Linked DNA regions of Homo sapiens: region 1 is linked to region 2. A link is an interaction called in ENCODE POLR2A ChIA-PET data of the cell type or tissue named here. Cell type or tissue: Panc1. All regions are shown on one strand. Links, peaks and the distances in the headings refer to the core of each region. The heading gives the core; the rest is flanking DNA.

The links. Peaks named below come from ENCODE experiments on the same cell type or tissue, not always from the same donor. Only the 100,000 strongest peaks of a DNase experiment are listed, where the experiment ranks them.
Region 1: POLR2A ChIA-PET joins it to region 2 with 10 read pairs; 17 of 35 experiments call an interaction of 5 or more read pairs at or near these places.

The regions. Positions count from the first base shown.
Region 1 is chr6:43,175,779-43,184,102 of GRCh38, reverse strand. It overlaps SRF (serum response factor), which reads right to left. Exons shown (of 7, transcript NM_003131.4): 3 at 8,136-8,324; 4 at 7,436-7,555; 5 at 5,618-5,809; 6 at 5,221-5,297; 7 at 2,597-5,008. The coding sequence ends at 4,913. It overlaps CUL9 (cullin 9), which reads right to left and starts at 1,907. Exons shown (of 41, transcript NM_015089.4): 1 at 1,854-1,907. RefSeq lists silencers at 1,707-1,756, 1,777-1,916 and enhancers at 2,167-2,236, 5,239-5,738, 5,739-6,240. In Panc1, for the core only: no CTCF peak of the experiment used is centred there; no DNase peak of the experiment used is centred there; H3K4me3 peaks cover 1,847 bases; H3K27ac peaks cover 2,558 bases.
Region 2 is chr6:42,965,860-42,974,183 of GRCh38, reverse strand. It overlaps PEX6 (peroxisomal biogenesis factor 6), which reads left to right. Exons shown (of 17, transcript NM_000287.4): 3 at 98-181; 4 at 4,197-4,299; 5 at 4,383-4,516; 6 at 5,199-5,310; 7 at 5,686-5,894; 8 at 6,621-6,816; 9 at 7,326-7,402; 10 at 7,527-7,659; 11 at 7,737-7,942; 12 at 8,079-8,140. Among named protein-coding and RNA genes, the nearest start is that of PEX6, 9.2 kb to the left of the region's middle. RefSeq lists enhancers at 1,923-2,791, 2,792-3,662 and a silencer at 6,047-6,243. In Panc1, for the core only: no CTCF peak of the experiment used is centred there; no DNase peak of the experiment used is centred there.

The sequences.
Region 1 (8,324 bases), core at 4-8,003, 210 kb before region 2:
TGGAGTGAAGACAGAGAGGGGATGAAGAAGGGGTTTAAGAAATGGAAGAGTTGGCTGCGCCCAGTGGCTCACGCCTGTAATCCCAGCACTTTAGGAGGCCAAGGTGGGCAGATCACGAGGTCAGGAATTCAAGTCCAGCCTGGTCAACATAGTGAAACCCCGTCTCTACTAAAAATACAAAAATTAGCCAGGTGTGGTGGCACATGCCCGTAGTCCCAGCTACTCAGGAGGCTGAGGCAGGAGAATCACTTGAACCCAGGAGGCGGAGGTTGCAGTGAGCCAAGACCGCGCCACTGTACTCCAGCCTGGGCAACAGAGTGAGATTCTGTCAAAAAAAAGAAAAAAAGAAAGAAAGAGAGAGAGAGGAAGGAAGGAAGGAAGGAAGGAAGGAAGGAAGAAAGGAAGGAAGGGGAGTTTACAAAAAGAGAATTAAAACAGTAATAGGCAAAGTAACAATAAACAGAGTGACAGTTAAGCAAGACAGTTTAGGCAGGATAGCAGGGTGGCTGAGGGTTACAGATTAGGACTTAGAAGAATGACATGGGTGGACAGGAAGGACAGCAGCATGTGAGGCAGTGGGATCAGAACATGTGAGGAAAAGTAGGATAGCGGAGGGGCAGGACAGGGAGCATAAATGACAGAGTAAAGCTGCAAGGTGGATGTAAAGGGTGGGCCATGGCAGATATAGAGAATGGAGATGACAAAAGGCTGGGATGTTGGGGCAAATGACTGGATAGGAAAAGTATATTCGAGTCTTGTGAAAGGGGGAGGGCCCTAGGGACCAGATAAAATTATGGGAAAGATGACCAGGTCCCACCCTGCCCTTATACTGCATGTATGGTAAGGATTTAAGTAAGTTAAGTAGATAAGATAGAGGTGGTAATCATGGGGTTAAAGGTAGGAAATGAGGTCAGGAGAGAAGCAATATTCAGAGACTTCAGTATCAGATAAATGTGACTCTGAATTCTGGCTTTCTGTCTCACTGTCTGCATAGTTTGGAACAAGTTACTTAACCTCTGAGCTTGTTTCCTCTTCTGCAAGATGGTAGTAATATTCATAGTTACTTCATGAATTTAGTAGGATCATGTATGTAAAGCACTTGGAACAGCATCTAGCACATAAAGAGTGTTCAGTAAACATAATCTGTTATTATTCTTAGATGGAGAAGGTAGGGGAGTCATCAAATAAATGCAAAGTTATTAAGACCGATTATAAATGGGAGTGGAATAATCAGGAAAGATATGCGTGATATGAAGCAGTGCAGGGGCAACAGGGAATAGTGAGAATAAGAATGGAAGAAGGTAAACCCAGATGAAGATATAGTGGTCAGGGCAGGGGTCATGTTGGGGTACAGGGACAGAAGATGAGAGTAGAGGTGAAGAGGAGGGAGAAAGATGGATGTGGACCTCAATGGAGGTAGGGGTCCACTTAGGATGGGGGGCAAGCCTGGATGGTAGCCAGCGATGTGCCAGCGGGCAACTGATTAGCAGCAGGGGGAAGTAAAAGAATCGGATAGGAGGAGGTAGGAGGTGTAACGTCGGCCTAGAAGAGCAACAATAAACTGAGGTGTGGGGGTGAGCTCTGGACGCATGGATGAGACCAGCAGATAGCAAGGTCAAGCCCAAGCTTGCAGAGCCGTGGGGAGGTGGAGGAGGCCAGCACCGCAGAGGGAACGGGTTTGGGGGGAGGGGGAAGGATGGTTGGGGGCGCGGTCCAAAAAAGCTGAAAAGATCCAGTGAATCTCAGAGAGCAAGACCTGGTTCCCTTCGTCAGCCCCATGGACAGTGGCTAAAGGACCGGGGAGGGGACAGGAGAAGGGGAGGGATTGGGTCGGCGCAGAACTCTCCTCTCACCTCCCACCGCCCGGCTCAGCCCTCGCTGGGACCCAGCGGCCGGTCCCGCCGTCCTGGCCCCGCCTCCTCAGAGCTCCCTTCCGGGTCACACGGCGAGTGCACGCACGGCCGGGCACCTACGGGTCCCACCGCGGCCCACGCCGAGCGTGGCGGAACAGCGCGCGAGTGGAGCATGCGTGCTACCGCGGGCGGCTGCACTGGAAGAGGGGCGTGGGGGCGCGCTACCGGAGGAGCCTGGGATCGAGGTCACGTTGCTCCTCTCTCAGCAGCAGGAAGAAGCCGTTTCCATCCAGTCAACTGTGAAGCCCCCTCCTCTTCACTGGGTCGGCCCTCCTAATCCTCCCTCTCCCATCACAGCGATCATGCTGACGAAACATGGTAACCCACATTCCCACCTTAAGGCTGCCCTTTTTGACTTTTCAGTAGGTCAGGTGCCCATGAGTTTCCCAAACCCTTCAGCAATGCTTTGGATTAGTTGTGTCACTTTTCCTGTTAATTAAAATTTGCTCCTCTGCGTTGGCCTTAACACCTAGCGAAGCCACGCACAGGGAGAAGGTCCTCGGCCCCGCAAAACTTTCCTTAAATTAAATCGTATAGAATTAAACAGCCCAAAGCACACCTTAGCATTACCGTTCTCATCAAGCAGCCCGGATCGCTACTCAGAGCAGCAATTTTAGGAGTTTGCCTCGCGTTCATACCCCCATCCCTCCCTAAGTAGAAAAACAGAACCAAAGACCCCACAGTCTGTGCACAAAAATGATACATTTATTGAAAGAGTATTTTTTTTTAATACAAAAGAAAGCTCTGTACATAGGACTGTGACCATGTCCACTATTCCTGGGTCAGCATCCCAGGGGAAGTAGAAACCACTGACATACACACTCACATTCAAGCACACACACTCACTCAGGCGCACACACCCACACACACATACCCCAGAGCCACCGAGGAAGGGAAACACCAAGGGTCGCTGCACATAAAAATATCACCTCAACTCATCCCTGACACACGCATGTCCTCCCAAGGCCACGCTCACACAACACACATTATAAGCACTTTGCCTGATTCACTCACTGGGTCTGTCTTTTGTGGGAAGGAGAGGAAGAATTCATCAAAGGTCTCCTCCCCATGGGTGGGGGAGTGGGGAGTGAGTGAGTGATGGTGGAGTGAAACAAGAGCAGAGAAAAGGGGCTGGGCAGTTACAGACCTGAGTCCCAAGCTCCCCTGCTCTCTGGCCCCTGATTTGCCATGCCCCAGCCTTGAAAGCCACCCATAAGCCCCAGCTATCTCCAGGAGAAAGCCCAGAAAGGTGACTTCCATCTTGGCACCCCAAACTGGGGCAAGACAGCAATGAGGGTTAGAGGTTAGGGGGTTCTCAAACATGTCGGCAAATCATCCCCTTGATAACTAGGCTGTGCATAAAATCTTCCCCCATCCCTTCACCTAATCACAGAAGCCAGCTTGTTCCTACTGAAGGCAGTCTTAGGGGTTAAGAAAATTTCACCCCACTGCTGCCCTGTTTCTGAAAAAGCTCCCCTTCTGGATATAGGTGGTGAAGGTAGGCTCTGACACAGGGTAAAAGACCCTCCCCCCTATGCTGGCCCACCCTCAAGGTCTACCCCAAAGGGGGAGGAGGGGGGTGGGGCATGGCCCCTGTACAAATTACATAAATACTGAGGTTACACTTAGAAAAATAAAGTCATTTTCTTCAAGGCTTTTTGTCTTAATTTAAAAAAGTTACAGTAGCTGCTCACTCCCTGGGAGAACTGCCCATTTCTGGCTCCCCTTTGGCTGCACTCAGCCCAAGAAGCTGCTCCCACTTCTTCTGACCCCCATTCCTGCCTCTCACCCCCTCCCAGACCCCACCCTGCTCACTGCAACTTGGGCCCCAGGCAGCTGCATGCCTGGGACAGCGCAAGGCTGCAATGCCCATGCGTGTGGCACAAATGAAGTCAGTTGCCTCTGCCTGACGCCCTCCCACCCCAACCCCGACATTTGGTCTCCCTCTTCCCTCTCCCTAGCAACAGCCCTAAAGGGCAAAAAGAGGCCCAGAGCTGTGGGTCACCCTCCCCACCCCGTTGGGGAATGGCCTGAGGGCCCCTCCCCCGGCTTTCTCCTGGAAACAACCCAGGACTGGGCAAACCCAGAATCTCCCCCACACACTGGTGGACCCCGAGCTCATGGGGTGGCTCTGTCCCCAGGGGCCCAGCCAGTTCTGGGGAGCCTGAGGGCTCCCCAGGGAAGGGGAGTTTGGGCAGGGAGGGGGACGAGAAAAACGCCATAAAAAAAAGTTAAATATTTTAAAAATATATATTTATAGATTTGTTTTCACTTCGTCTCCTCAAATAAAAAGTTCAAAATCAACTTTAAGTAAAGCAGCTGGGAGGAGAGGGGGGAAGACAAGGGGGAGAAGGGAACGCTGGTGGTTCCCTCCAACCCAGGAGCCCCTGGAGGTCCAAGGGGAGCGGCAAGGCAGGGCAGGCGGCCCCAGGAACCTGCCCAGTGCACAGGCCCAGCTACTCAGGAGCTGAAGGGGGAGAGGACAGCAGTGTGAGGAAGAAGCCCCCATCTCCCCAGCTGGCCCCCTGAGGGGCAGAGCCAGGGCTCTTTTGACCCAGCCTGTGACAGACACAGGGCTGACCTGGGGTCAGCAAGGAGGCTGGCAAGAGGGCCCCAACTGCTTCCTCAGAGGAGGACACGGTGCCCAGCCCCACAGAAGGCCTGTGTGTGGGGAGGTGGGGCACGGTCCCATTGGGTAAGCTAATACTCATGGCAAACATCGAGCCAAGCTGGCGAGGGGGTCCCAGGAAGGAGGACAGCCCCTCCAGCAACAGAAATGGGAGGTGGGGCGGGAAGAAGGGGAGGCTGAGGGAGGACGGGTGGAGGCAGGCAGGCCCATTTCTTTGGCTGGAGTGAGAGGGCTCAGTCCTGTGGCTGCCCGTTCCTCCTCCCCGCCTCCCTCCTGCGGCCCGTCAACGTGTGTGTAAAGAAAACGTGAAAAGGCAACAATAAATAAGTGGTGCCATCCCTTGGGCCATCTGTCCAGGGCGGCGGGCGGATCATTCACTCTTGGTGCTGTGGGCGGTGTCCAGGTTCACCACCTGTAGCTCGGTGAGGTTGCTGCTGCTCCCGGCCTGCTGCCCTATCACAGCCATCTGGAGGGAAGGGGATGTATGAGGAGGGGCAGGGACTGGCCAGCCAGTTCAGGCTCCCCTGGCTTCCCTGCCTGCCAACCACAGGCCTGAGCAGAAAAGCAGATGGGCTTCCAGGCTAGGGATTTTGGCTTTGATGAACTGGTAACAGGATCCCCTAAGGTCAAGACAAAGAAGTGGCTATCTGGGATGGGGTGAAAGATATCCCTACCTACCTGGTGGAGCTGAACTGCTGAAACAGGGATCTGCACTGTCCCAGATGATGCTGTCAGGAACACCTGGGGGACGCCACCTACATTGGAAAACCACAGGAGATACTCAAATTGTTTGTTGAAACTTCCAGATATTGGAGGAGTGGTGTCAAATGCACAAGTGACTGGGGCAGTCTCAGATGTAAGAGCCCAAGGGAAAGGGTGCCAGTGTGTCTGAGGGTGCATGCGGGTGTGAGTGTCCAAGTGGGGTGTCCAAATGTGTGTGTGAGCATCCAAGTCTGTGTTGTATTTGGGTAGAAATATTTGTAGGCATCAGTGCATATGTGTGTGTATGTGTGTGTGTGTGTGTGTATAAAGAAGGAAACGGTCCTCCTTTCCTTAGCCCTGCTCCTCTACTCACCTGGCTCCTGGACCTGGCTGTGTGACACCTGCATGGTGGATGGTGCCTGGGAGAAGGCATTCAGCACGGTGAGGCTGCCATCACCCAGGCCCGAGGTGGGGGCATACATCACCGCATGCGGGCTAGGGTACATCATGTGGCCACCCACAGTTGTGGGCACGGATGACGTCATGATGGTGGCGGGCAGCGTCACTGGCAAACACAGACATGTGTCAGCTCGGCACTGGTCCCCACTGATAACTCCCATTCCGTCCCTAGGAATTCCAGGCCCCCAGAGCCCTCTTGCCATTTCCCAGGTCAGAAGCTAGACACGACTATTCCTCAGCTCCATCATCAACTAAGAAAAGCCTATTTTTTCTTGAACACAACAGCATCAATCTTTAATTGTATCCTATCACATTGTACTATTTATTCAATTGTCTATCTACTGAATTCTCTAAGTCCTAAATCTTGGGAAAAACAAAGATTATGACTGACCTACTCTCAGAAAACTCAGATACTCCCCTTTTAGGAGCTCTAACATCTTATTTTTTATTTGTTCTCATTCTCCCTCCTTTTTTTTTTTTTTTTTGAGATGGAGTCTCACTCTGTCACCCAGGCTGGGGTGCAGTGGCGCGATCTTGGCTCACTGCAAGCTCCGCCTCCTGGGCTCATGCCATTCTCCTGCCTCAGCCTCCCGAGTAGCTGGGACTACAGATGCCTGCCATCAAGCCCGGCTAATTTTTTGAATTTTTAGTAGAGATGGAGTTTCACCGTGTTAGCCAGGATGATCTCAATCTCCTGACCTCGTGATCTGCCCCCCTCGGCCTCCCAAAGCGCTGGGATTACAGACGTGAGCCACCGCACCCGGCCTCTCTCTCCTTCTTAATGCACAGCTAACAAATTCATCTTTCAAACAAGCACTTCTCAAATGTTAACGTGCATTATATGGGAATCTTGTTAAAACACAGACTCTGGGCCGGGTGCGGTGGCTCAGGCCTGTAATCCCAGCACTTTGAGAGGCCGAGGTGGGCGGATCACGAGGTCAGGAGATCGAGACCATCCTGGCTAACAAGGTGAAACCCCGTCTCTACTAAAAATACAAAAAAATTAGCCAGGTGTGGTGGCGGGCACCTGTAGTCCCAGCTACTCGGGAGGCTGAGGCAGGAGAATAGCGTGAACCCGGGAGGCAGAGCTTGCAGTGAGCCGAGATGGTGCCACTGCACTCCAGCCTGGGCGACAGAGAGCGAGACTCCGTCTCAAAAAAAAAAAAAAAAACAGACTCCGATTCACTAGGTTTGGGGTGAGACTCAAGATTCTGTATTTCCAACAAGCTCCCAGGTAATGCTGGTGTTCCCAGTCCATAGGCCACACTTTGAGTAAAAAGGTTATAAATAATAAGAACTTAAAATTAACCTTACTTTGAGAGTATCTCATCATTTCTGAAATGTCTAGAGATACCTGAGGGTAACTGTGGCTACTCAAAACCTGTAAGACCCTCGCACAAAGAGAAAATTGCTCTCTAAGTCCTTCCTGATAATTAAGCAAATGTGTCTTTGAGCAAGTAACTTCTTATTTCTAGGCCTCAGGCTCCTCATCTGAATGAGGAGGTAGGTCAATGGTCCCCAATTTTCTTCTGGAATCCGCAGCCCACTGCAGGGCGGGATTCAAAACCCAGTCATCCTCACCTGACTTCCCCATAATTATTAGGCCCAAAGCCTCAATCTCCACTTTAAGAAATCCCCTGACTTTAGTTACAGGAGGGTTACTGTTGGGCACCTACTGCTAGGCCTCGTGGGGGAAGGCAGGGAGGGAGGGTGACAGGGCTGCGAGCTATACCTGTCCCGCTGGAGGAGGTCTGCGTGAGGTCTGTGCTGCTGTCACGGGAGGGAGACGCTTGCTGTGGGGCCTGGTGCACTTGAATGGCCTGCACTGGGACCTGCTGGGCCACTGCCCCACCTGCAAGACACAGAGTCTTATTTGTGCTCTGTCCCACCCAATTGCCACCTCCACCAAGTACCCATGGACACCCCAGTCCCAGGGTCTGGCACACTGGTCTCCAACTCCCATCACTATCTTTCCTGGAAGCCAAAGAGGCCCTTCAGGCCCAAGTATCCACTCTGGGGGCTTCCACGCTCTACTCTTGCCCATCCCTCCTCCTCCTGCCCTGGGCCTTGTCTCTCTTTTCTTCAGTTGACCCAAGAGCTGGCAATAACCCATCAAAGACATGATCTGCCTTCCAGTCAAGGCAGGAAGTGGTGAAACATCTACTGCCCTGTGGCAATGAGGGCACGGGGCTGGGGTAGCTAGACAGGGCCAGAATATATGGTTGAAACTTACTGACAAGGACAGCAGGGGTCTCAGTGGGCAGAGGTATGCCTGCCAACGGGATATAAGAGGCTTCGCTCAGGCTCTGGCCCCTATTCACCTTCCTTCTGAGCAGGGAAAGAGGTTCTCTTGGTGCCAGCCCTAAACACACTCTTAGCATGCTTGATTTGCCCCAGGAAGGACGAATCTCTCCCTGCCCCTCGTGACTCACCAGGCATGAGGGTGAAGCTGGTAGGCAGCTGCATAAGGCCCCCAGAGGAGACAGGGCCGCTGCCTGTACTCTTCAGCACAGTCCCATTGGCACTGCTGACAGCACTGGGGCTGACACTAGCAGACACTGGTGCCAGGTAGTTGGTGATGGGAAAGGAGGGGCCGCTGCTGACTTGCATGGTGGTAGAGG
Region 2 (8,324 bases), core at 178-8,177:
TCAAGAAGTAGTCTGCATGTCGGGGGTGGACATGTGGTAATGAACACATGCTCATTACTCCCATTGTGACCTGACCAGGGCCACTGCTGTGTTGCAGGGTAGTCCAGGAAGGGGATGTTCTATGTGTGCCAACAATTGGGCAAGTAGAGATCCTGGAAGGAAGTCCAGAGAAACTGCCCAGGTATGCAGCTGCCTTCTGTCCTACAGCTGGGATTTGTAACCTGGGTGCATGAGTTCTACAATCCCCTCCCTGCAAATCATGTGTAATTTGTGCCCAAGAGGATTTCGTTGTCATGTATTTTGTGTGTGCGTGTGTGTGTGTAACAGGTTCTTGCTCTGTTACCCAGGCTGGAGTTTAGTGGTGCAAACACAGCTCACTGCAGCCTCTACCTCCATGGCTCAAGTGATCCTCCCACCTCAGCACTGCCTCTGCCCCAGTAGCTGGGACTACAGGTTCGCATCACCACGCCCAGCTATTGGTTTTTGTATTTTTAGTAGAGATAGGGTTTCGCCATGTTGACCAGGCTGGGCTCGAACTCTTGAGCTCAAGTGATCTGCCTGCCTTGGCCTCCCAAAGTGCTGAGATTACAGGTGTGCACCACTCACCCCCAGCCTGTGTACATTTTTTTGGAGAGAAAATTCACCTGTCCTTCAGTTCCCAAACAAGTGTATGACTGAAGAAAGGTTAAGAACCAGTCAGGCATGGTAGTGCATACTTATAATCCCAGCTACTCAGGAGGCTGGGCAATATAGCTAGACACTGTCTCAAAAAACAAGCAAACTAAAAGAACCACTCCCTGCTGGCTTTGGGAGGTGTTTATCCTCAAACTGACTGGTGGCCCTATGTAAAGCAAAGCACTAAGAAGAGTTTAGGCCAGGTGTGGTGGCTCACGACTGTAATCCCAGCACTTTGGGAGGCTGAGGCAGGCAGATCACTTGAGGTCAGGAATTCAAGACCAGCCTGGCCAATATGGTGAAACCCTGTCTCTACTAAAAATACAAAAATTAGCCGGGTGTGATGGTGGGCATCTGTAATCCCAGCTACTCAGGAGGCTGAGGCGGGAGAATCACTTGGACCTGGGAGGCAGAGGTTGCAGTGAGCCCAGATCGCATCACTGCTCTCCAGCCTGGGTGACACAGCAAGACTCCATCTCAAAAAATAAATAAATAGGTAAAATTTAAATTCTTTTCTTTTTAAAGAAGAGTTTAATGGCCTAGACCAAGACGGGATTCCTTCCTTTCCGTTCTTAGCCTTCGTGTTATTTGGACCAAGACTTGGGCCATACCATCCATATCTCAACGTAAGGATATACAGGCTCTGATTTCTGCCTTAACTACGGAGTGTGCACAAACTACTTCTCAATCCTATCTCTGAAAACAGGAGAGGGATTTCTCTTTTTTTTTTTTTTTTTTTGAGACAGAGTCTTGCTTTGTTGCCCAGGCTGGAGTGCAGTGGCGCAATCTTGGCTCACTGCAAGCTCCGCCTCCCGGGTTCATGCCATTCTCCTGCCTCAGCCTCCCAAGTAGCTGGGACTACAGGTGCCCACCACCACGCCCGGCTAATTTTTTGTATTTTTAGTAGAGATTGGGTTTCACCGTGTTAACCAGGATGGTCTCGATCTCCTGACCTTGTGATCCGCCCGCCTCGGCCTCCCAAAGTGCTGGGATTACAGGCGTGAGCCACCGCACCCAGCCAGGGATTTCTATTGTTTTTGAGAGGGCTACCCTGTCCTATCAACAGAGAATGAGAAATAGAGCATAACCGAGCCAAGAACCCAAAATAAGGAATCCAGCTTTTCTCCTCTTGTTGACTCTGACCACAGAGGTTCCATGTAAAATGGTGAGGCAAAGAATTGAGACACTGCTTTAGCCTTATGTGTAGGGAGGAAAATGTATAGCTCTGTATCCCAGCATTCCCTGTATTCTGGACTCATTTCCTGCAGCAGTTTACTAGAAGGAGAGCACAGCTGATAGATGCACTAACTCATACATAAGAGCCTTCATGTCCAAGGTCTGTGGCATAGCCAGCCTGGGTCCTCTGCCAGGAGAGACAGTCCTTGTTTGGAGTGCCTGATGTTCATCCCTGGTCAATATCCAGTGCTTGGTTCTGGCCAGTGCTCAGTACCCCCAGTCTCAGGGTGGTGGTGCTCTGTGGAACCCCATTTAGGCTCCATGTCACCTCTTCGAGGTTTTCCAGATTAAGTCCACGAGTCTGGTGGAAAATGCCAGGCTGGCACTTAGCAGTCACTTCCCACCTCTCTCTCCTATCATAAATTTAGCAAACGTCTTTGAGCTAGCTTTCAGTAGGAAAACTACAGAATGCCCACTCTTTGTACTTTCAAAGGAAAATAGGCACTAGAACCTCATGAGACAGGCTGGCAAGCCAGTTCTGTTCCTGAACTTCTATTGTCTCAACTCTGTAGAACCCTGCTTTCCTCCTGAGTGCCGAGCACATAGTTCTTTTCCCCGCAAGGAAAGCAGGGTTGGAGTAAGTGGCCCAATGGGTCCAAGGACAGATACAGATGAGCGTTTTAAGCTGCACTGGGCTTGAGAAGGGAAGCCCTGCAGAAGTTCCTGTGAGCCCTGGAAAGGAATTCCACTGTTGGTGTAGCCTCTTCATCCTGTCCCTGGTGCTCCACTTCCCCAAACCAGGCTGCATGGGAGCCAGCTCCACTATCACCTATCTGGCTGGCTGGAGCACAGCTCAGTGTTCCTTAGCAGTGTCCACATAGGTTCCAGAGCTCTGGCCTTTCTATTCACTGAGGTGGTCCAACCACCCTCCACTGAAGAAGGTGGTCTCTCCCTATGCCACAGTGCTGTCCCCCATCTCATTCCTATGCAGGGCTTCCATGGTGAGTCATACACACCATGACTCAGCTGTTGAGCTTGATCGAGATCCTAGGTTAGAGGCCCACTGTCACCTATTTATAATTAATTATAGGCAGATTCAGGCTTCCTGATGTTCCAGGTTTACTGTAGTACTTAGAAGAGTTTCATAATACTAACCTGGTATGCTTCCCCTCCACCTTGCTGCACTCTCACACCCCTTTGCTGCTAGAGAGAGCAGCTTTGAGACTGTGGGGCAGTGTGAGCAGAGGAATTTGCAGCCTGATTGGACCTTAAAGAGGACTAGGTTATAGCCTGACTCTGTCATTGCCTTGCTGCCTGAGGATTAAAGAGGGAAGTAGTTCATGATTTCTTTATCTGGAAAATTGGGTTAGTAGCTGTTCCTGCTACCCATCCTATTCCCCGTTAGTAGGTTGAATAACCCTAACTCACTATGACACTCGCCAACTACTGCGCAGCCCTGGTTATGCATCAGAATTGCTGGGGAAGCTTTCAAAAAATACAGGTGCCTAAGCCCCACCCCAGATCTATTGGGGCAGAATCAGGGTGAGACTGGAGCCTGTGCTTTTTTTCCTTCACAAAGGAAGGAGAAAGGTTAATTTTAAAAACATAAAATTCACACACCATAAAACCATACTTTTAAAGTATACAATTCAATTTTTTTATTCATAAGGTTGTACAGCCAACATCACTGTTTCATTCCAGAACATTTTCAACATCTCAAAAAGAAACTCTGCACCCATTAGCAGTCATTCCCTGTAGCTTCCCTCATAGGCAATGGCAACTGCTGATCTGCTGAATAGAATCATATAATATGTGAGAAATGTTTAGTTTTTAAAGTTACACAGATAATTCCAATGTGCAGCCAGAATACAGAACCATTATTCATCAGATGGCATTATTAAGGACTCCGCCTGCAATGAGATTTTGTGGATTATTGAGTAAGAGCCAAGGGACCCTTCCCCCTAGGGTTTTTGGGGCCTGGATGGCTGTGTATTTGAGGGGGAGACCGAAGCCAGTAGAAGTAATCAGATGATCCACTGCTTAGTGCAGCAGCAGCTTCTCCCATTGGTGTGGGTGGGTAGGCCACATGCCTGGAGAAACACACCCCCTCAGAGCTCTCATGGCTGTCATGGGGGATGCAGAGGGACAGGCATAGCTCTTGCCCTCAAGGTGTGTATGGTCTGTCAGGAAGATGAGAAAGTCCATCTGCATTCCTTTTCCCCACCATGACTCGGGACACGCTCTTGTGGTGCTTTTGTTTGTCCTCTGTGATTGAGAAACCTTGTCCTTGAGGAGGGGGGTTTTTGGACTCTGGATCTGGGGTTCATTGGGCCTTTTTCCTGCAGGTGGCGGGAAATGTTTTTTAAAGTGAAGAAAACAGTTGGGGAAGCTCCAGATGGACCAGCCAGTGCCTACTTGGCCGACACCACCCATACCTCCTTGTACATGGTGAGGCCCCAAGGATGGGTGTAGACCAGCGCAGGGGGTAGAAACGATTTTTAGAAACGAAAGCTTTTTATTACCTTTCACAGGTGGGTTCTACCCTGAGCCCTGTTCCATGGCTCCCTTCAGAGGAATCCACTCTCTGGAGCAGTTTGTCTCCTCCAGGCCTGGAGGCCTTGGTGTCTGAACTCTGTGCTGTCCTGAAGCCTCGCCTCCAGCCAGGGTGAGTGAGGTCATCACCCCAGGGTGTGAGAAAAGCCTGCTTAGAACATCCCTGGAGGAGCAGCAGCCAGATGGGTAGTTCCTAATGAACTGGCCAGAGTGGGATTGGGAGGACCTTCCTCAAACCAGTATGTCCTACACAAGGCCACCAGGCCACTCCTTTCTGTAAGCCAATTCCCAGGCTCCTTTCCTGGGATAACCTCTGTCCTCCAGGGCTGGCTCTGGAGGAAGAATCTCCAGCAGGGGCATCTGTTTCTGAGACTGCCCTTCCCCTTGGGGAGCTCACTGGCCATCCTGCACTTTACTGCCCTGGCCCTGAAGGACACAACTCCTCATACCAGTGGCCCAGGTGTGGACGCAGATCCCCACCTCAGTGCCACCACAATGTCTCTCAATACCATTCAGACCAGTCATAACGTTGAGGTTTTATTGGCAGCACAGCAATGCCAAAGGGAATTAATTAGTCTTTGGCTGTTGGATATGCTGGATGCCCCGGCCAGAGCACCGCAGGTGGTGTGGGAGACACAGCCTCACTACATGGGGACAGCCCTGTCCTGGGGTCAGGGAGGCTCAAGGAGAGAAAAACAGGGTATCTGCTTTCTAGATCTAAGGGATCTTGTGTTACTGGGGACTCTAATGTTTGGGCAAAATGAAGGAGACGAATGTCTGTTCTCTGGTTGCAGGGGTGCCCTGCTGACAGGAACTAGCAGTGTCCTTCTACGGGGCCCCCCAGGCTGTGGGAAGACCACAGTAGTTGCTGCTGCCTGTAGTCACCTTGGGCTCCACTTACTGAAGGTGAGGGTCTCTGGAGAGTAGAACCCCAGCTACTTCCCCTCCCCAGCTCATGTTCTCCCTCTCTGCTGCTTCCTCTCCCCTCCCTCCTCTGTCTACTCACAGGCCCTAGCACTTCAGCCCAGTGGGTCAGGCATATTCCCATGATGCTGAGCTATGGAGAGGTACTTTCAAGGAGGAGGGAGTTGCAAGATATTGGTGGACAGTCCAGGGAATGGGATAGGGTAAAAAAGAGGTAGGACTTGGCCAGGGTACCTTCCCTGTCCCTGCCCTCCAGAGAAAAAGATGGCCCACATCTTCCACCTCCTCCTCCCCTGATTCTCCTGCCCTTGTCATGCTTTCCCCTTGCTCACAGACCCATTGGGATCCCCTCCCCAGGTGCCCTGCTCCAGCCTCTGTGCAGAAAGTAGTGGGGCTGTGGAGACAAAACTGCAGGCCATCTTCTCCCGGGCCCGCCGTTGCCGGCCTGCAGTCCTGTTGCTCACAGCTGTGGACCTTCTGGGCCGGGACCGTGATGGGCTGGGTGAGGATGCCCGTGTGATGGCTGTGCTGCGTCACCTCCTCCTCAATGAGGACCCCCTCAACAGGTACTTATACAGAGCTGGGCCTCTCAAAGCTGGGGGGGCCGGCTGGGCGCGGTGGCTCACACTTATAATCCCAGCACATTGGGAGGCCGAGGCAGGTGGATCACCTGCCTTGATCAGGAGTTCAAGACCAGCCTGGCCAACATGGTGAAACCCTGTCTCTACTAAAAATACAAAAATTAGCTGGGTGTGGTGGCGGGTGCCTGTAATCCAGGCTACTTGGGAGGCTGAGGCAGGAGAATCACTTGAGCCCAGGAGGCGGAGGTTGCAGTGAGCCAAAATCATACCATTGCACTCCAGCCTGGGCGACAAGAGCAAGACTCAGTCTTAAAAAAAAAAAAAAAAGGGGGAGCGGGGGGGCCAGCCCTCCTACTTTTCAGCCTTTCAGTCCTCCCTTCTCTCACCCCTCAGTGGCTTCTCAGTCATCTCCCATCCATTTGGCTGCCCTCTAGACAGCCCTGAGCTCCGTGTCTTTAGAGGGATCCAGAGGGAGGAGTCTGTGGTCTAGCATTTCTTGGGGAACACTCGGTTAAAGAAAAAGCCTCTGCCCTCAATGTGATGGGGGAAACACAGTTCCCCCATCTAGGAACTGGGGTAGATGCTCATCTCCCTACCCCATCCTAGCACCCACCTCACTTCCCTGCCCTTCTGTGCCGACTTTGGGACAAGGCAGTCCACAGGAGCTGCCAGCCATGTTCTCACCCTCAGTGCCCACTCCTCTGTCTGCAGCTGCCCTCCCCTCATGGTTGTGGCCACCACAAGCCGGGCCCAGGACCTGCCTGCTGATGTGCAGACAGCATTTCCTCATGAGCTCGAGGTGCCTGCTCTGTCAGAGGGGCAGCGGCTCAGCATCCTGCGGGCCCTCACTGCCCACCTTCCCCTGGGCCAGGAGGTGAACTTGGCACAGCTAGCACGGCGGTGTGCAGTGAGTATCAAGGGAGAGTACTGGCCCTCCCTAGGAGGTCCCTGGCTTTTGTTACAAGAACTCAGTCCTGTTGCCTTGTGAGTGAGAGTAGAAAACCCAGCGCGGGCGCCGTGGCTCACGCCTGTAATCCTAGCACTTTGGGAGGCCGAGGTGGGCGGATCACCTGAGGTTGGGAGTTTGAGACCAGCCTGGCCAACATGGAGAAACCCCGTCTCTACTAAAAATACAAAGTTAGCCAGGTGTGGTGGCACATGCCTGTAATCCCAGCTACTTGGGAGGCTGAGGTGAGATAATCGCTTGAACCCGGGTGGAAGTTGCGGTGAGCCGAGATCGCGCCATTGCACTCCAGCCTGAGCAACAAGAGCAAAACTCCGTCTCAAAAAAAAAAAAAAAAAAAAAACAACAAACCTAAGGCATCAACAGAGGGCCTCTGCTCTAGCTGGGGGACGGTCCCTGAAGGTTCCTGCCTACTGTGCCCTGCTCATGTGTCCTTTCCTGTGGTTCCCTAGGGCTTTGTGGTAGGGGATCTCTATGCCCTTCTGACCCACAGCAGCCGGGCAGCCTGCACCAGGATCAAGAACTCAGGGTAAGAGGACGTGGGCACCGGAAAGGCGGAAAGAGGAAATGGATGTAGATGGGTGGGTGGTGAGGAAGGGAGAAGGGAATGGGACGCTGATGGTGAGGAGGCTTCCCTGTGTTCCTCTTTGCAGTTTGGCAGGTGGCTTGACTGAGGAGGATGAGGGGGAGCTGTGTGCTGCCGGCTTTCCTCTCCTGGCTGAGGACTTTGGGCAGGCACTGGAGCAACTGCAGACAGCTCACTCCCAGGCCGTTGGAGCCCCCAAGGTGGAGACCAAGTCCTTGGAGGTGGGACAGGAGCCCCTCCAAGAGCATATCCCAACCACGCACTTTCCATCTCCTAGATCCCCTCAGTGTCCTGGCATGATGTGGGTGGGCTGCAGGAGGTGAAGAAGGAGATCCTGGAGACCATTCAGCTCCCCCTGGAGCACCCTGAGCTACTGAGCCTGGGCCTGAGACGCTCAGGCCTTCTGCTCCATGGGCCCCCTGGCACCGGCAAGACCCTTCTGGCCAAGGCAGTAGCCACTGAGTGCAGCCTTACCTTCCTCAGGTGGCCAGGGGGCCTGGAAGGGATGGTGGGTGGATCAGGGGCTGCAGCAGGCTGGGGAGCAGGAGGGGCTGCCCAAGAGGTCAATTGTGTGTATGTGCATCTGACGGCTCTCACCTTCTCACATCCTCTCACTCAGCGTGAAGGGGCCAGAGCTCATTAACATGTATGTGGGCCAAAGTGAGGAGAATGTGCGGGAAGGTGAGTGAGCAGGGAGGGGCAGGGCGTCCCATGCTTCCCAAACCCCGATGGCCCCCAAGCCACCCCCTACTCCCAGGCTACTCATGATCATTCCTAATCCTCCTTTCTACAAGTCAGGTTCCTGCCCAGCTGGGTCTAGTACCTGGGATGCCAGTGCTGTATTGTCAGGCCCCAGTTTCCCTCC